Linked DNA regions of Homo sapiens: region 2 is linked to region 1. Evidence: chromatin loops called from intact Hi-C (ENCODE). Cell type or tissue: HCT116. All regions are shown on one strand. Links, peaks and the distances in the headings refer to the core of each region. The heading gives the core; the rest is flanking DNA.

Region 1 (10,853 bases), core at 1,565-9,564:
AACCATTGTCAATACTTGAAAATGCACACAGGCGGAAAATATTAAAGGGTGACATGATTTCAGCAAGTTTCTTTTAGAGTCAACACAAAGAGGCAATGGAAACAATGCAGGAAAGAATCAATGCAGGACAGTGTCTCCAAGTAGATTACAGACAAAGGGCACCTGTTTGGGAACTGAGACTCGCAACCTGTAGGAACACAACCTCAACCAGGCTGCATGGACGGATTGAAACAAAGCACAATAGACCCATCTGAGGAAAGGTAAGTGGCCGCATGCAGAGGGTATCCAGAAATGAACCTTGCTTAGCAAGGGACAGAAATAACATAGGCAAGCCTGAGTCACCTCTTACTCAGATAAAATAAGCATCCCATTAAGAGGTGACTATGTAGACCTTCAGGCTTGCCTATGCTATTTGTATCTCTTGCTACGCTAGGTTCATTTTTGGAGAGTTTGTGCATGTGGCCACTTACCTTTGCAAAGATGGGTCTGTTGTGCTTTGTTTCAGTACATCCATGCAGCCTGATTGAGGTTGTGTTCCTCAGATAAAATAAGCATCCCAGGGCTGGGTGTGGTGGCTCATGCCTATAATCCCAGCGCTTTAGGAGGCCGAGACAGGTGGATCACCTGAGGTCAGGAGTTCGAGACCAGCCTGGCCAACATGGTGAAAACTCGTCTCTACAAAAATACAAAAATTAGCTGGGCGTGGTGGCAGGCACCTGTAATCTCAGCTACTTGGGAGGCTGAGGCAGGAGAATCGCTTGAACCTGAAGGTGGAAGTTGCAGTGAGCCGAGATTTCGCCATTGCCCTCTTGCCTGGGTGACAAAGAGAGGCTCGGTCTCAAAAAAAAAAAAAAAGCATCCCAGGCCTCACTCATGCTTCTTAAAACCACCATGAATATAGACTATTCATCCAAAGAAAAGAAATTATAACACACGAAAAACCACATGAAAGTCACTCATAGAGAAAACAAGTATCTTTGAGATGAAACAAGAAGAGAATGCAAAGAATGTAGTAGGAGCATGAAATGGAATCGTTTTACCAAAAAGATAGAATAATGTCTTTGAAGAGTTTTACAACAAACTGCAAAACATTTTCCTCTTTCTAGTTAGGGGCTTGTCAAAGTATCTGATAAGAACTACCTGGAGTTTCAACTGAAGAATTCCCCCAAGTTGCTAAAGCTAGGACCTTCTTGTGAGACAGTCTTCACCAAATACTCCACATAAAACATGCAGAACACACAAGTGCAAAGGGAAGTGAAGTCAATGTACTTTTTAGAAATGGAAATATGCTAATTAGCCAATTTCTATTTCAACAAACCTCTTATGCTTAGACTCAGAGTAAGAAATGTCAATAGGAATGGTCCCACCTTTGTATCTGATTACACGACAAAGCCAGCAATATATTTAGAATCTTAGGCTTCTAAAGCTGAAAGGAAACTTAGAAAGCAACTCGGGCATTGTTGCAAAGAGTTTTGCTTTAATTTTCATATTCTGCAGAGTACAGAATGGCTTCAGTTGTTTGTCCAGGAATACAGTCTGCGGTTCTCCAGCCCAAGTCCTTCCCACCACAAGGCAGCAGGACTTTGTAGTATGCTTGTGTCACCCCAGCTGCAGGTTGCTCCATCTCATGAAGCAGCTTAAGAAAGTAATCTATCTATATTTGCAAGCTCACTAAATCAAGAAATAAATCAACCTGTGGAAAGGTAGAGAAGTGGGTCTCAATCTATGTGAAACCTTTGTTTTCGTAAGTCCAAGAAGACGATAAAATCTAGTATGGTGGTCATCACTCAAGAATGAAGGCTGATGAGAGATGGTTTCCCAGAACTGCTTTTGTTGAGATTTTCTTTCTCCTCAGTTCCCTTCGTACTTTTCAGATCCTTTTGTGAAATAAAGATTTTCCGCAATGGCTTAACATTGAGGTTTCTGTATCTGAAAATCATAGGAACTTTTTTTCACAGTATTTGAATATTTATTTCAGATTGGATCTTTCCATGTCCTGTACACCAGAAGGGAGGGAGTGGTGGAAAAAATGTAAATATTGAAGAAGCATGGGAAATAATTGATAAATCGAGATTCCAGGAAGATAGAAGGACAAAGCATCGAAACACAAATTGTAGCAATTCCACTCCTAGGTCTGTACCCAAAGAACAAAAGACTGCTACTCACACGAATGCAGACAGATGAATGCAGCACCATTCACAATAAGCAAAAGGTGGGATCAGCCAAATGTCCATTGATGGATGAATGGATAAATCAACTGTGGTACAGTACATGGTTTCTTTTCTCGCATTTATTAAAAATCAGATATCTGTTTGCTTGTTTAGCTGAATCTCCCCATAGCCAACAGGATTCTTGAGGGCAATACCTTTACCATTTTAATTATCAACTACTTACTCAGCACTGAACACTTATGGGTACTCACTAACATTGTGTTAGTTCCTTTGGTGATTGTAGTCATTCCTATTTCACAATCAACAGGAGAGAGACAAAAAAGCACTACTTGGGCCGGGTGCGGTGACTCACACCTGTAATCCGAGCACTTTGGGAGGTTGGGGCAGGAGGATTGCTTGAGGTCAGGAGTTTGAGACCAGCCCGGCCAACATGGTGAAACCCTGTCTCTACTAAAAAAAATACAAAAACTAGCCAGGCGTGGTGGTGGGCACCTGTAATCCCAGCTACTCAGGAGGCTGAGGCAGGAGAATTGCTTGAACCCAGGAGGCAGAGGTTGCAGTAAGCCAAGATCGAGCCACTGCACTCCAGCCTGGACAACAGAGCAAGACTCTCTCTGAAAAAAATTTAAAAAAATAAAAAAGCCTTCCTTGGTGTGGAAGGGTAGTGAAGAGGGCAGTCAAAGGAATTAACCAAAAAGTATGAGGAAGGAGGAAGATTAAGGGGATATGTACAGAGAGATGAGAAAAGGTAGAATTCATCAAAAGCTGAGTGATAAAGACAGAGGAAAAGTTAGCGGACCCCCAAATCAGCATCTGCCTACTCCCTGCCTGAACGCTCAGGGGTCCTCCCTTGGGAACCCTGTGGACAGCAGAAGAGCTCTCTATGACCTGGCCTGGGGGCCTTGATCACTTCCATGCCCTCAGTTGCAATATCCCACTTTCCTCTACAGAAGGGCTCTCATAGGCCTCTTGACTTTTCCTCTCTGCCTGGAAATTCCCTTGCTCACTTTGCCCTTGGCCAACTCATAAGGTTCCTCCATCTCTTGGCACCCACACTGACCCTCCATGAAGCCCCACTGGTCCTCCCCAGGACACACTTAGGGTCTCTTTCCCAGGCCTGATCCAAGTTGTATAGAGTCTGAAGTATGAAAGAAAAGAATCCAGAATTACAAATGAAAAATTAGGCATGAAAATGAACATTTATTTAGAATGAGTATAAAATCATAACATATCACAATAACATCTGACAAATTCCACAGATATTACAAAATCCACAGAAATAGTGACTGCCTCATATGCCTCTAGAATAGTTCTCTTTCCTCTACTTTTTAGCTGCAAACGCTGATCTCTTCTTCATAAAACAATTTTCTACCTTTTTTTTCTATACAGAGGATTAAAAAAGATCCACTCTCTTTGCTCTAACACTTTATGGTGATTTGCTTTAGCCTATAGATTGTTTGAAAACATGTCTTCCAGCTTCAAAACTCAGTAGTGATGTCATTGAAGACTGGGTCGGATGCGGTGGCTCACACCTGTAATCCCAGCACTTTGGGAGGCTGAGGTGGGCGGATCACCTGAGGTCAGGAGTTCGAGACCAGCCTGGCCAACATGGTGAAACCCCATCTCTACTAAAAATACAAAAATTAGCCGAGCGTGGTGGCAGGCACCTGTAATCCCAGCTACTTGGGAGGCTGAGGCAGGGGAATTGCTTGAACTTAGGAGGCAGAGGCTGCAGTGAGCCAAAATCGTGCCATTGCACTCCAACCTGGGGGACAAGAGTGAGACTTCGTCTCAAAAAAAAAAAAAAGTGTTGAAAACTGCTCCCACATCTGCAGAAGCCTCTCTCAAGTTTTCCCACAACCAAATCCTCTGCTTACAAAGTGACACGTCTGATAATTTGAAGAACATTCCGCAGACTAGCTTCTGGCTCCATCTATCTAAATCACGTTTCTCCTCCATTGTTCACCTAGCTCTGGTGTCCGGAGCTAGCAGACATGTTTAAATTGTGATGTAGCCTCTGATCATGAAGCTTTATGTCACAGCGTTGCTGAGTCAGAAAGGTGGGTGATAGAAGTATTTCTGGAAGCTGCTCCTACACAAGGAAGCCTGACAATAGCTTAACTATGAACCCATAAAAATATCTCACTAAACCCAGGGGCCGGGCATGGTGGCTCATGCCTGTATTCCCAGCACTTTGAGAGGCTGAGGTGGGCCGATCATCTGAGGTCAAGAGTTCGAGACCAGCCTGACCAACATGGAGAAACCCCGTCTCTACTAAAAATACAAAATTCGCCGGGTGTGGTGGCGCATGCCTGTAATCCTAGCTACTCGGGAGGCTGAGGCAGGAGAATCACTTGAACTCGGGAGGGGCAGGTTGCAGAGAGCTGAGATCGCGCCATTGCACTCCAGCCTGGGCAACAAGAGCAAAACTCCATCTCAAAAAAAGAAAAAAAAAAAACAAACAACAACAACAACAACAAAAAACCTCACTAAACCCAAATGAATTCTATCCCCAACTCAACCCTCCCTAAGCCAGTTCCAAAGACAACTTTTCCTGCTTCCATGTCCCCCAATAACAGGAGAAATATGACAGTAAGTGTTAGTGCAGAAGACAAGTGTAATCTTAACTGATTCCTTCAAAATGGGTTACTCCTGTAAATTTTATAAAAATCTATGACCATAGGCCAGGGATGGTGGCTAAGACCTATAATTCCAGCAATTTGGGAGGCTGAGGAGGAAGGATCACTTGAGGCCAGGAGTTTGAGACCAGTCTTGGCAACATAGCAAAACCCAGTCTGTACAAAAAATACAAAAATTAGCCAGGTGTGGTGGTGTGTACCTGTTATCCCAGCTACTCCGGAGGCTGAAACGAGAGGATCGCTTGACCCCAGGAGTTTGAGGCTGCAGTGAGCTGTGATCGCTACCGCACTCCAGCCTGGGTGACAGACCAAGACCCTGTCTGAAAAAAATATGTGTGTGTGTGTGTGTGTGTGTGTGTGTGTGTGTGTGTGTGTGTTATATGCACATGTGATATGGCCTCAGAAGGGGACCATGCAAATGAGAAGGCCCTGAAGTTGTGGCCTTCTTAGCTTCAATATCAACATGCCTTAGGTTCCTTTCCTGCTCCTCCCCCATGCTCTTGTACATACTTTTGTTATGACACAGTCATTGTGTAATTATAATCACTTGTTTGTCTGTTTCCTCACAGAATTGTGACCCCATGAAGGCAGGAACCCTATTTGTTCTATTGGTATCTCCAGCATCTAGCAAGATGCCTTGTGCATAGTAGTTAACCAATAAAAAGTGGTTGAATAAATGAATGAAGCACATTCATACTGAAGGTAAAGGTGTGTGATCAGAGAATCTCTCTCCGCAATGGCCACCAGGAGGAGCTGTTGGATGGCTCTGGATGGTTGGTGGGTGGGGTGGGGAAGAAAGGGGTAGAGAGAGAGTATGCAATTGGTAATTCTTCAAAAGGATACTTGAAATCAGGTTTGTGTAGTTCTGGACACAAGAAAGGCAACATGGGCCTTGTACCATCAAGCAATGGAAGTTGGAAAAAAAAAGAAAAAACAATCATCTCTGCTTTGGGGAATCACTGAATTGGCAAACCACCCCCATTTCCAACTTTTCTATGACCTGAGCCTTTGATGACAGCTAACATCAAATTGGGAGTATTCTGGAAACACCACGCCCAGGTCTGCGCCTTATATTTATAGAGCTTTTAGCACAAAGGCATTTTCTTCAAAGCACTTTAAGAGCTGGGCACACCCTGTCACACACATGAGCTCCATGAAAGGAATTGCAGCTTCACAGCAGCCCTGAGGCCTGAGCTGGCGAACAGGAATGCTTTGGAATACACTCCCTGGCCACAGGCGAGCAGCCCAGTTTGAAACTAGTGGGAAGAATGACATCAGGTGGGACCAGCCAAATCCCTGCTGAGGGGCCCGACCTGTATTTCTGCAAGAAAACCTTCGTCTTGATGATCATTGACCATGTACTAGACCCATACTTTATCTCCTTTAATCCTAACATTACCCCTATTGTGCAAATGAAGAAACTCCGAGGCAAAGAGAGGCAAAATAACTGACTTCAGGACCATCACCAGTAAGAGCCAAAGCTCTTTAACCTTGGTTAAAGCTCATCCCTCTCTACAATCATGTGCCTTTTGCTGCCGTTCTAATACATGATCTAAATGTATCAGAGAGAGGCTGACTCTAAGATCAGATGAGCCCAACATGGTTCTGGGTTGACTGTATTGCTTGACTTTGAGACCACCGTGACGGCCTTGGCATCATTCAAAAGCAGGCCCAAGTCCAGGAGTGGTGGCTCACACCTGTAGTCCCAGCATTTTGGGAAGCCAAGGTGGGAGGGTGGCTTCAGTCCAGAAGTTCAAGACCAGCCTGGGCAACACAACCCTTTCTCTATAAAAAATACAAAAACTAGCTGGGCATTGTGGCACGTGCCTGTAGTCCCAGTTACTTGAGAGGCTAAGGTGGGAGGATCACCTGAACCTGGGGAGATCAAGGCTGCAGTGAGCCGTGATCATGCCACTGCACTCCAGCCTGCAAAAACAGTGAGACCCTATCTCAGAAAAAACAAACAATCAAACAAACAACAACAACAACAATAAAAAACAAAAGCAGGGCCAAAAGAAGGAGGCCATCAAAGCCCACATTTTAGTCCATCAGTCAAGCCTTCTGGGGTCCCCATGAATCCCTGTTCTGGTTGTGGAGGGGATGATGTGTGTCATGTGTTGTCACAGCCAACCACAGCAAGAAGGGCTACAATTCCTTGTTGTCATTTTCCCCAACTTCAGTCCCCTCACTGAGAAAAACCAAGGCAAATCACTTCCAAGAGGCCAGCCCAACAGGATAGCACTAATTCCCCTAGTTACAAATGTCTCACACCCAGAAAGCCTCTTGTGCACATTGGGATTCTGGAAAAATGTCAAAACACCACATACAGTCTCTTTACCTGGAAAACAAGAGTATCCAAGTCAGGGCATTCATGGTGCCACCAGAGCAGTCTCCAATACCATGTATAGTTCCCAACACAATTCAATTTACCATGGAAACCTCGGTCATTTTCCTCCAGTAATTCCTCCTCTTAGAAAGAGCACAGATTCAAGTTCCAGCTCTGCCTCCTACTAGCCGTCTGACCTGGCAAGTTTCTTAACTTTGTCATCTGTAAAGTTCAGATAATATTGCTTACCTCACAGATGGTTATGCAAATGAGTGAAACAAATGACAGAAAGGTTAGGTCCATCAGATGATAATGATATTTAAATCTGTTTTCACTACTCTTAGTAACATTATCTTGGGCCAGGTCTCTAGTCCTGCATCAGTGATTTGTCTTTTGTTTTTGTTGTTGCTTTTTGGAGACAGAGTCTTGCTCGGTTGCCCAGTCTGGAGTGCCGTGACATGCTCACTGCACACTGCAGCTTCAACCACCCAGGCTCAAGCGATCCTCCTACTTCAGCCTCTCAAGTAGCTGGGGCTGCGGGCATGCACCACCATGCCCAGCTAATTTTTGTAGACAGGGCTTCACCATGTTGCCCAGGCTGGTCACGAACTCCTGAGCTCAAGTGATCCACCCATGTCAGCCCTCCAAAGTGCTGGGATTACAGGCATGAGCCACCGTGCCCAGCCCCTGATATGCCTTTATTGAGCACCTAATGTGTATGGACTCTGTCTATGAACTTACAGTAAAGTCAGAGACATTGAGGAACAGGTTAGTGTGAGACTGTGTATATGAAATAAAAAGAATTGGAAAACAGGAAGACCAGATAAATAAAATAGAAGGAAAGTTCCACTAGAGAGGTGAGACTTTAGCTGGGCTTCCAGGTGTAGTATTTCAGTAGGATAAACTTACCAGACTAGGGAAGAAGGTGTATGTTGGGAATTGCGGGGAGGCTTCAGGCCTGGTGAGTTCTTCAGAAGATGGGGACTTTTGTTCATTCAGAGTGAAACGGCCAGTGAGCATTTATAAAGTGTTGACCACTACTGATTTGTAGTGTTTGGTGATTTCTGTGGTGTTCATACTTCCACCATAGCTGATTTCCACCAATAAAGCTGAAAACAGGCAGGCCATGGTGGCTCACACTGGTAATCCCAGTGCTTTGGGACGCCGAGGTGGGAGGACTGCTTGAGCCCGGGAGTTCAAGACCAGCCTGGGCAACATAGTGAGATCCCATTTCTACAAAATACAAAATAAAAAGTAATCAGGCATGGTGGCATGCACCTGTGGTGCTAGCTACCTGAAAGGCTGAGGCGGGAGGATCACTTGAACCCGGGAGTTTGAGGCTGTAGTGAGCCATGATTGTACCACTGCACTCTAACAGCCTGGAGACAGAGCAAGACCTTATCTCCAAATAAATAAATAGATCAATAAAAAGAATAAAAGCAGAGTTGGGGAGAGATGTGCAGCAGCCTGGCATCGTACAGTATTCCTACCATGTGAATACAATACAGATCAACGGCCTCCGTAAAATGGAGTAAAATCAGGAAGCGTTGACTTCTAAATATTTATTACCTTGGTTTTTAATATAATTTAATAATAAGTTTATATTGTTTAATTTTTAGTAATGGTTGCATTTAACAACTAACTTGCAGAATTCCTGGAAACTTCATATTCGGCTCAGGTGATTTAACAAGCTGGCTCTGGCACACCAGTGGGGCAGCTGCAAAAATCCAGGAAAGAGATGCTCATGGCATGCACCAGGATGTGAGTTGGGAGGTGATGAAAAAAGGAAGGATTTGGGATATGTGTGTGTGTGTGTGTGTGTGTGTGTGTGTGTGTGTGTGTTTTGTTTTTTGAGACAGAGTCTTGCTCTGTTGCCCAGGCTGGAGTGCAGTGGTGCAATCTCAGCTCACTGCAACCTCCGCCTCCCGGGTTCAAGCAATTCTCGTGCCTCAGCCTCCAGAGTAGCTGGCGTTACAGCTGCCCACCACCACGCCCGGCTAATTTTTGTATTTTTAGTAGAAATGGGATTTTGTTATGTTGGCCAGGCTGGTCTCAAACTCCTGACCTCAAGTGATCCGCCCACCTCGGCCTCCCAAATCACTGGGATTACAGGCATGAGCCACCGTGCCCGGCCAGATTTTGGATATGTTATGAAGATAGAGCAGGGAGGATTTGCTGGTAGCCTGCATTTGGGATGGGGAGGAGGAGAGAGCTCAAAGGTGACTCACGGGGTTTTATTTTGTCTCACTCCCTGTCTTGGCTCCCCACGTCTCGTGGCGAACGAGCTTCTCTTTTCCTTCATGTGTGTCAAATCCTCCTTCTTCCTAAAATTAGCTCCAGCTCTACACTACAGGAGGCTTTGTGTCGTTTTCCTTTATATAAGAAAGGTTTTGAAAAAATTCTTGCTTTCCACCAAGGCATGTTTCTAAAACTATTTTTTTATTTGTGTAAAACAACATCCTTATTTTATTTAAATACATATGGGAGAAGAAAGAGAGATGTGAGGGGAAAGAAAGTGAAGGGGAAAAGGAGAAGTAGGAAGAAGAAGGGGAAGAGGAGAAGGAAGGAGAAAGGAGGAGAAGGAGGAAAGGGAAGAGGATGACGAGGAAAAAAGGAAGAGGAGGAGGAAAGACATACTGGAAGGGAGGGAAAGCAGACATTCCCTGGTGGCCCAGGACAGCAGCCAGGATGTATAAGCTCCAAGCCAGGAATGGGCCCTTTCACACTGGGCTCTATATTCTCATACATAATTTAAATCCGTTACAACAACGACGTATTGGTATTTGAATAATAAAAATCTATGGCCGGGCATGGTGGCTCACGCCTGTAATCCCAGCACTTTGGGAGGCCGAGGCAGGCAGATCACCTGAGATCAGGAGTTTGAGACCAGCCTGGGCAACATGGGGAAACCCCATCTCTTACTAAAAATATAAAAAATTAGCCAGGTGTGGGGGCAGGTGCCTGTAGTCCCAGCTACTTGGGAGACTGAGGCATGAGAATTGCTTGAACCCGGGAGGCGGAGGTTGTGGTGAGCCGAGATCATGCCACTGCACTCCAGTCTGAGCGACAGAGCAAGACTCTGTCTGAAATTTAAAAAACAAAAACCAAAAAACTAAAGAAACAGTGGGAGTCAAAAATAAAATATATTGTCACTAAATTCAGCTTTAAAGGAGGGAGAGATAAAGTCTTCTGAGGAGGAGGAGGGCCTGGCAGTGAAAGATGGGTCAGCAATGGTCCCTGAGCAGGCAGCATGGTGTCAGGTGTCAGGCATGGGACAGGAAGTTGGAAGACCCAAGTTCTACTCCAAAAGTCTCCCAGGCCGGAGAAACCTGGATCAACCCTTTAACAGTCTCTGCTTTGGGTGAGGAAATGCTCCTACGTAAAGTGGGAATAAAAATGCCACTTCCAGCAGGGCATGGTGTTGTGTACCTATAGTCCCAGCACTTTGGGAGGCTGATGCGGGAGGATCACTTGAGCTCAGGAGTTTGAAACCAGCCTGGGCAACAGAGCAAGACCATGTCTTAAAAAAAAAAAAAAAAAAAACCACTTTCATGCCTCAGATCATTGTATTGTGATGAGGATCACACGAGAGGACAAAAATAAAAATTGTGGAAGTCTTTTGAGAAGGATTTTGCACTTTACGCACATGAGCTTTTATGATAAATTGCTCGGGAGGTTGCCAAGAATTCATACAAAGAAACATGAACATCTTTCTAA
Region 2 (9,670 bases), core at 1,374-9,373, 360 kb after region 1:
TTTTTTTTTTTTTTTTTTGTTTGAGACGGCGTTTCGCTCTTGTTGCCCAGGCTGGAGTGCAGTAGTGCCATCTCGGCTCACCACAACCTCCACCTCCCGGGTTCAGATGATTCTCCTGCCTCAGACTCCCGAGTACCAGGGATTAGAGGCATGTGCCATCACGCCCGGTTAATTTTGTAATTTTAGTAGAGATGGGGTTTCTCCATGTTGGTCAGGCTGGTCTCGAACTCCTGACCTCAGGTGATCTGCCCGCCTAGGCCTCCCAAAATGCTGGGGTTACAGGCGTGAGCCAACGCTCCCAGCCCCTCTTCATGATTTCTAATTGTAGAAAGCAACAAATGAAGATGCAGTAAAGAGACACACACACACACATATACACACACACATATGCACACATTCCTGGTTCAAATTAAGCACTCTCAGGTGTTAACTGTGAAATCAACTTATATTGCCTTTTCTCTCAGGAAGATTTTTCAAGTTTCCTCCTCTTAAGGTTTAAAAAAAAAAAGCTCCCAGGCATTGGTTACAAAGCAGTCATTAATATGCTTGCAGTTCTGCAGAGGTAAGAGAGCACCTACTCATTGGTGAGTGCTCAACCCACTAACTAGCATCTCTGTCTTTGGCAAAGAGAAGAATGATGTGTCATTCAGTAGACTTGGCTTCTCCCAGCTGAATTTTACTTTCTTTTATTCCTCTAAGTGACCTGAGTAAAATAGCAAAGCTCAGAGTTAAGCAGGCCCATATGAATATCATCAGTCTCTTTACACGTGTTTTTCTGTTTTAATTTCTTGCTAACTCCTTAGAAAAATAAACTTCACTATCTTACTAATGCCTGCTTTTCACCCAATTATCCTAGCTGTAATAAGTACTATTTCTTGAGCACATTCTATGGGCCAAACACTGGGCTGGCACATTACCTACGTGATCTCATTAAGTTTTTACAGTCACCGTTCAGAGAAACTTATGCAGCTGGGCACTGTGACTCATGCCTGTAATCACAGTACTTTGAAGGGTTGAGGTGGATGGATCGCTTGAGCTCAGGAGTTCAATACCAGCCTGGGCAACACGATGAAACCCTGTCTTTACCAAAAATACACAAAAATTAACTGGATGTGGTGGTGCCCACACCTGTCATCCCAGCTACTCAGGAGGCTGAGATGGGAGGGTCATTTTAGCCTGGAAGGTGGCAGGAAGCAGAGATCATGCCACTGCACTCCAGCCTGGGTGACAAAACAAAACCCTGTCTCAAAAACAAACAAACAAAAAAGCCAGAGAAGGTCACCCAGTCCCCTGGTGAGGCAAGAGGAACTCACATGCACTCTGAGAGCTGATTTGCGCAGTCTTACAATTAGAAATGAGCAGGGTTGACATTTGAACTCAGGTTCACCTGAATTTCTTTGTTTTTTTTTTTCTTTTCTCTCTTTTTTTTTTTTTTTTAGAGAGAGAGAGAGACAGGGTCTTACTTGGTCACCCAGGCTGGAATGCAGTGGCACAATTACGGCTCATTGTCACTGTAAACCCAACCTCATTCCTGGGCTCAAGCAATCCTCCCACCTCAGCCTCCAGAGTAGTTGGGACTATAGGTGCACCACCTTGCCAGCTAATTTTTTAATTTTTTTGTAGAGATGGGGTCTCGCTATGCTGCCCAGGCTGGTCTTGAACTCCTAGCCACTACATTTCTTTTCACTGATTGTCTTGGCTGACAACTTGGTGCTCACTTTGGAGATTAATTCCACCTTGCCCTGTACTATAAACTCAACATGTAGAGAAAGCCCAGGTCCTCCTGTGCCAGCTGAGTTTCAGCTTGTCCCCAATCCTCTCAGGGCACTCGCCTTTCTTAGTTTCTTTGCCTTCCAACCCAGACTCTGTTGAGAATAGAGCTTTGCACAAATCCATGCAGTGAGTTCCATGTGGGCTGGAACCTTTGTGCCCCTCCACTAGGTGCTCATTGTGTCCATGGTTGTTGAACTAAGCCTTGGTCTCCTCACCCATGACCTAACCCCTTTCCTAGTCTGTACAGGCTCCTGCCCTCTCACTTGCTGTCAGCCTCTGGCTGCTATCTTCCTGTATAGATCAATCACTGTTAGCTGGGCATGGTGGCTCACACCTCTAGTCACATGTACTTAGGAGTCCAAGGTGGGAGCATTGCTTGAAGCCAGGAGTTCCAGACCAGCCTGGGCAATAGAGTGAGACCCTGTCTCTATAAAAAATTAAAAAATTAGCCGGGCATGGTGGTGCACAACTGTAGTCCCAGCTACTCGGGAGGCTGAGGTGGGAGAACCACTTGAGCCCAGGAGTTCAAGGCTACAGTGAGCTATGATTGTCCCACTGCACTCTAGCCTGGGCAACAGAGCAAGACTGTCTCAAAACAAACAAACAAACAAACAAACAAAAAGAATCACTGTCCACTTTGGGCTGTTGCTCACCTGCACTGCTAACCCTGTTCCACCCGCAGCAGCCCTATGTCCTTCTCCTCTAAGCCGGTCCATGGCATGGAGGTACAGAAGCCAAGTCGGCTTACACGATGAGAGTGAATGGGAAGTAGATCCCTCCAGCCACAAGGCTTTGGGTTTTTCAGAGTGGTTAGAATAGGGCAGGCAGATGCTTCCTGCAGCTTCCATGTTGCTAAACAGTTTGCTCCTTTATTCCTTTCCTATGTCCTAGGCGCGGTCTAGACTGCTTCCACTGCTCACGGATCAATGCAGATCTGAGTGGCATGTGCATAGGGTCACCAGAATGGTAGACTTGAGGATCCTCCCCAGCTCAGAAAACTCCTATAAACACCAAAGGATAAACCTGAGGCCAGAAGACAGCCAAAACCAGCCAAGGAATGATACACAAGGCAAGCATTCTCAAAGACACAAAGCTGAGTGTGCTGGGGCTGCTGTTTCCCATCTCACTTCCAGCTTGTCTGGACAGAAGAGCCCCAGAGCTATCAGCTTCCACAGGATGAGAGAGGTTCAGACAAAGAGCAAGAGGGAGTTTGCCAGAGTGTATGACTGCTTCCAGTTTGGGGGCCGGGGTCTTTATTCATTCAGTAATTTTTACCAAGCACTTTATTTTTAAGAGATTGGCTCTTGCTCTGTCACCAAGGCTGGACTGCTGTGGCACAATCATGACTCATTGCAGCCTCGGACTCCAGGGCTCAAGTGATACCCCTGCCTCAGCCTCCCAAGGAACTAGGATTACAGGTGGGTATCACTGTGCCCAGATAATTTTTGATTTTGTTAGAGACAGGGTCTTGAACTCCTGGCCTCAAGTAATCCTCCCACCTTGGCCTCCCAAAGTGCTGGGATGACAGGTGTGAGCCACCACATCTGGCATATGGAGCATCTCTCATGTGCCAGGCCCTACTGTAGGTGTGGGGACCGAGCAGTCAATAAACAAGACCAAGTCCCTGCCCTTGGTGAGTTTATTTATTACTCGAGTAGCAGGAAAGAAACCATAAATACGTTAAAAATAAAATGACCTTTCCTGATACAGATAAATTAGTGTAAACTTAGAGAGGGCCACATGCCATGAAAAAAATACGCAGAGTGGGCCGGGCATGGTAGCGCACGTCTGTAATCCTAGCACTTTGGGAGGTTGAGGCAGGCGGATCACCTGAGGTCGGGAGTTGGAGACAAGCCTGGACAGCATGGTGAAATCCCTTCTCTACTAAAAATACAGAAATTAGCTGGGCATGGTGGCGGGCGCCTGTAATCCTGGCTACTTGGGAGGCTGAGGCAGGAGAATTGCTTGAACCTGGGAAGTGGAGGTTGCAGTGAGCCGAGATTGCGCCACTGCACTCCAGCCTGGGTGACAGAGCAAAACTCCATCTCAAAAAAAAAAAAAAAGAAAAAGAAAATACCCAGAGTGACAGGATAGCGAGACTAGGAAGGGAAGGTCCCCCGGGGAGGGGCACTGCAGCCAAGACCTAGGAGGTGTGAAGGAACCAATCACCTGAGACTCTTGGGGGATCATTCCAGGCAGAGGAAACAGCTGGAGATAGCAGAGTGGATCTGCACTAAGAAGGGGCATTTGCCCAGCTCTTGAACGATGCTGGGTGCAGATACCTAGAGGAAGAGGCGGGCATTCCCAGGAGAAAGGGGCAAGAGGAGCTCTGACAAGGGAGGGCACACACCGGCAGCAGGTAGAAGAAATCAGTGCAATGTTGGGTGGACGTGGGCAGTGGCAAGAGCTGTCAGGGAGGGCTCTGGGTCAGCTTGCTGGCTGGGATGAGCCACCCAGTGACCCCGAGTCCTCTCCAACCTGCTTCTTAGGAGAGGCTGATGCCATCCTATGAAACAAAGCAGCTACTGTGCATGCTCCGGAGGGAGCTTGGCAAAGCCGGCCGAGGGCCTGAATGTTTCCATTCTAGGGTGGTTTTGTGCCAATATATTCTGAACCCAAAATCAAGATTCTTTGTCCATCAGGTATAAGTACACTTATGCTACAGGATGGACTCTGGAGGCCAATGGATAACTCTCCTGTGCTTGCAGCCTGTGACGCAGTCCTGCTCTCAACATGTGGGTGCTGTCCACCTCCCTGACTCTGCAAAAGAAGCCACTGTCCACCCATACCCAGGTAGCTCTGCGAACAAGGTGACTAGAGCAGAGGCAGAAGAGGTTTTCGAGAGGACAAAGCCAGCAGTGGCTCAGTTGTGGAGAGAAGTGAGTCATCATGGTTAAGTAGCCAGCACGTTGTATGCACTTGCACGGTGTCAGGCCCTGTGCTCAGGGCTTTCGTCACCCGTATCCCTGCCAGTCATCCTACATAGGATAAAACAAAACCCAGCATTCTCTGGGTCAAGTTGCTTGTACATGGCAAGTCAACAAGGAGGGGACAGAATGAGGGTTTGAATTCAGTAGATCAGCCTCCTGAGACAATGTATAGAACATCTTCCCCCAAAAGAGGTATATGTTCATTAAGTTCTCCGTCATTTCCCCCTTCCTATGTCTTTAGGGATTTACTTGAAGTTCTGACATTTACTTTGAAAGTGCAACCACCCTTCTCTTGCCCCATCCCTAGTTTCCCAGGGAGGCTTCTCACCGGGTAGTACCGGCTTGCTGAATGTAGCTCAACACCGCCACCTGGTGTTGAAGGCCCACGACAAGCCCAGTGGCCACCACAGACGTGGCTGAGACCCAGTGTTCCTGACCGCTGCTTTAAAAGGTTTTGTATTTTTTTTCGTTCTGACTCCAAAAGAACATGCTCATTGTAAAACATTTCAGTATGCTTGTAGGGAGTAATTGGAAAAGCCTGCTTGCACAATAGAACGTGAAACCTCCTCTGCTTTGACCTCCATAGGGATATTTCTCTAATTATTCCTGTCCCCAAATTCCATCAAATTGTGTTTGCTTTTGTGATGACAGTATATATGTAAATTTTTTTTTTTTTTTGAGACAGTCTCGCTTTGTCACCCAGGCTGGAGTGCAATGGCGCGATCTCGGCTCACTGCAACCTCCACCTCCCAGGTTCAAGCGATTCTTGTACCTCAGTCTCGCAAGTGGCTGGGACTACAGGCATGCACCACCACACCTGGCTAATTTTTGTATTTTTAGTAGAGATGGGGTTTCATCATGTTGCCCAGTCTGGTCTCGAACCCCTGACCTCAAGTGATCTGCCTGCTTTGGCCTCCCAAAATGCTGTGATTACATGTGTGAGCCACCATGCCCAGCTTATTATAGTTATGTAGGATGATGGCTTTATTCTTAGGAGAGTCACACTAAAGTGTGTAGGGGTATGTCCCACCGTTTCTACAATTGGCTTTCAAATGGTTCAAACAAAAGAGCATACAGAGACAGAGAAAGAGAGGTAGAGAAATAGGACCACGTTAATCATTGAATCTCAGTGGGGAATATACGAGTAGGTGCTCACTGTATAGTTCTTTCAACTTTTTATACGTTTGATATTTTTCAAAATAAGAAGTCACAGCATCACTGTTGAGTGAGGAGAGAGGAGAGACAGCTGGAATGTCAAACATCCACACTTAGAAAAGCTGACATGAGTGCCCTTCCATATGAGTGGGACTCCTAGGCACTGCATGGTGCTAACGAGCAAGCTGAATGATGTGGGATGGATTCCAGCCAAGAAACTCAATGGTAGCATTAAACCTTCTTGGAGATATGCAGTCTTCCCCTGCCTGAGAAGTTCAGTGGCCCCAGCCAAACAAAACATGGTAATTCTTACACGGCATTAAATGCAATTCACCAGAGTGATTTGCAGCAAGAACCTCCTATTGACCATCATCAGTGATTCTTTGGAAGCAGAGAGGATGCAGACAAGGGGGTCCCCATGATGAATGGCTGCCAAGGCATCAGTGGAAAGGCTTGACATTTGCTCTGCAGTTTGCATTGACCTTGTCCCCAGGCACAGTTTTCCTCTTTCCTGGTTCAACTACATGGTAACAGCTCAGTTCCTTCCTCTAGTGCTGGACACAGACACATTTCTCTTCCTAGGTTCTCACCTTCATTCTCTACCAGCGGCTTTTCTAACACTTTTCTGTTTTTACACTAAAGCAGGAAATGCTAGCTCCAGCAAAGTCCACATGGAAAATAACAATAGGTGAAGAGACTCGATTAAGGTTCCCAAAGTGCTAGTTGATATCTTGTCTTGCAGGGTTGGGGCAGAGGGGAACGGGCATGTGTGGAAGAAGTAGAATGAAAAGATCTCACTAGGATCGTGGGAACCAGAGAGTGCGTCCATTTCTGAAGTTAATCGCTCCCGTCATCTGACAAATTCTTCTGGGAGACATGCATTTAACCAAAGTAAATGTTGAAAAAATTTTGCAATTGGTTCACATAATTGGAAACCCCACTGAGGGAAAAGCAGTGAAAAGGATTTTGTAATGAAGCCTCTCCTTCCCCAGATCTGCATCTTTTTGTCCCAGGCCTGCCTGCAGGGCTCCACTGTTATGATGTCATCCCTGTGAGATTTCTTGAAGGCAATTCACACTGTGTTCAAACTGGAAAGTTTTTTGCACATTTAAAAGAGGACCCTCGGCTGGGCGCGGTGGCTCACACCTGTAATCCCAGCACTTTGGTAGGCTGAGGCGGGTGGATCACCTGAGGTCAGGAGTTCAAGACCAGCCTGACCAACATGGTGAAACCCCATCTCTACAAAAATACAAAAATTAGCTGGGCATAATGACAGGTGCCTGTAATCCTGGCTACTCAGGAGGCAGAAGCAGAATTGCTTGAACTTGGGAGGTGGAGGTTGCAATGAGCCGAGATGGTTGCAGTGAGGTTGAACCTGGGAAGCAGAGGTTGCAGTGAGCCCAGGCTGCACTCCAGCCTGGGCAACAGAGTGAGACTCTATCCCAAAAAAAAAAAAAAAAAAAAAAAAAAAAAATCAACTAGACAGCCTACAGTGCTATAGAACACTTTTATTTCTCCCGTCTAGCTGTAATTTTATATCCTTTAACCAATTAATCAGTTTCTCCCTATTCCCTCTCCCCTTCCCAGCCTCTAGTAACGACTTTCTACTTCAATGATACCAACTTGTTTAGGTTCTGCATATGAGAAGTATGTATCTTTCTGTTCCTGGCTTATTTCACTTAACATAATGTCCTCCAGGGAATGACAGGATTTCATTTTTTTAATGGCCAAATAGTATTCCATTGTGTATACGTACCACACTTTTATCCATCCACTGAGAGACACTTAAGTTGATTCTCTATCTTAGCTATTGTGAATAGTGCTTGCTGCAGTAAACATGGGGTTGCAGATATCTCTGATACACGCTTTTCTTTAGGTATAGGAAATGCTACTAAAGGAATTGCTGGATCATATGGTGGTTCTATTTGTATTGTTGTTTGTTTTTTAAGACAGTGCCTTTCTGTGTGGCCCAAGCTGGAGTGCAGTGGCATGATCTTAGCCCACTGCAATCTCCGCCTCCCGGGTTCAAGCGATTCTCTTGCCTCAGCCTCCTGAGTAGCCGGGATTACAGGCATGCACCACTGTGCCCGGCCCTATTTGTAGTTTCTTAAGGAAACTCCATACCACTCTCCATAATGGCTGTACTAGTGTCACATTCCCACCAACAGTGATTGAGTTCTCTTTTCTCCAGTCCTTGCCAGCATGTTATTTTTCATCTGATAACAGTCAAAAGTGGAGTTGATATCTCGTGGCTTTGATTTCCATTTCCCTGATTAATGGTATCAAGCATTTTTTCACACCACTGTATTTTAGGTAGTATCTTTGGAACTCTTGTGCTTGTGAAGATACAGACAAGTGTAGCCTGAAACGACTCTTGACATCTTAAAAGTGAGAGCCCTCACCAACCATGGTAGTATTTTCAGCTTATCACTTTTTTAGTTCATAAAGGTAATAAAATGTCAAGGCATCAAAATGTGGGGCAAAACGTGAAATTTAAAAGGCTTATTGACAAATATCTGTTGATTCTCCAACGTGTGTTGATTCTTCTAGGTGATGGGGATACATAAGTCACAAAAATGACAAAAATCACTGTCCTTACATTCTGTTGTCCCAAGATAAAGCCCTTGAACTGCCTACAAGTGTAAGAAACAGTTCATACTAGCACACTTAGATACGCTGATCAAATTGGGCAATTAACAGAAGGCATCTTAAAAAAGGAAGCTCATTTATGGGGAAAAACAATGGCATCAAGTTCTGTTCAATCTTAATCTTCCCATCCATTGCAAAGGCAGGCAATTCTTACATCCTAGCCTTTTTCCTTTAAGATGGGTATGGGTAGTACAGATGTTTCATTAGTGACACAGCTTAGAATGTGATGAGTGCCTGGTTCCTGTTCTAGAAGTCAGAAGGGGGCTGGTTGGATGTCAAAGCATCTTCTAAACCACAGGTGAAACCTGTGAAACCAGGTGACCTAGTGAAACCAGGCCAATCTCCAACCCCCATGCCTCACCCAATCCTGGCTTTAGAAGCAGGGTCACTTCCTCCTACCAGTCCATCTCCCCAGGATTGTCGCATCAGAAGCAGCATCTCATTTCTCATTGGCTTATTTACTCCTAAAACGTGTTCCTCTTAGGAATATGCTTACTGGTCCCTCTTAGGCTATGATTACCGGTTTAGTTGGTTACCCTTGCTTAGAGACTACATATGCTAACAATTTAGGACAGGTTTGCAGTTAGGTTTTGGTGATCAATCGTAAAGTGTAATCATTTTTTTTAAAAAAATGCTACTTGCTGTTCCTCTTCCATCTCTCAAGGTGAGGGGACCAAAATCAAAACGAAGAAAAAAAATTCATTAACCTTTTTACATCTTCACAGGTTCAGATTCGTCCAAAGCCCTTTAAACATTCACAATTCACTCAACACATCTGGTGTTCTTTCGAAGAAAACCTGAGTGAAGAGTGATGGAGGTGTTTTTAGATGGTATGAGCCATCAGCAAAGGCTAAAAAACAAAAAAAGTCTCACTAAGGCTGGTCTCAAACTCAAGCTCAAGCAATCCTTCCACCTTGACCTCCCAAGTGCTAGGATTACAAGGGTAAGCCACTGCACCTGGCCCAGGAACGGCCTCTTTGAGGAGACTGATAAAGGGGCAGCAAGCTGTACCAATTTCTATCACGAGCTTTCTAGGCAGAGGAAAGCAAACCTGCAAGGAGAGACTGCAGCGATGAAAACGTGGCAATAACCAGGGGCTTGAACACGCAAGCCATGGTATGAGCTCTGGGTTTTATTCTGAGTGTGAATCATTGCAGGATTAT

What was found. Peaks named below come from ENCODE experiments on the same cell type or tissue, not always from the same donor. Only the 100,000 strongest peaks of a DNase experiment are listed, where the experiment ranks them.
Region 2: a loop joins it to region 1, with 13 times the contacts of the local background. A loop is called at or near these places in 6 of 110 quality-filtered maps.

Annotation. Positions count from the first base shown.
Region 1 is chr10:28,986,637-28,997,489 of GRCh38, reverse strand. No RefSeq gene overlaps it. Among named protein-coding and RNA genes, the nearest start is that of C10orf126, 150 kb to the right of the region's middle. RefSeq lists a silencer at 5,396-5,690 and an enhancer at 5,435-6,634. In HCT116, for the core only: a CTCF peak has its summit at 5,546 (motif pointing right); DNase peaks (open chromatin) are centred at 2,461, 5,569 and 5,909; H3K27ac peaks cover 1,192 bases.
Region 2 is chr10:28,623,712-28,633,381 of GRCh38, reverse strand. No RefSeq gene overlaps it. Among named protein-coding and RNA genes, the nearest start is that of BAMBI, 49 kb to the left of the region's middle. RefSeq lists a silencer at 4,991-5,170. In HCT116, for the core only: a CTCF peak has its summit at 5,068 (motif pointing left); a DNase peak (open chromatin) is centred at 5,061.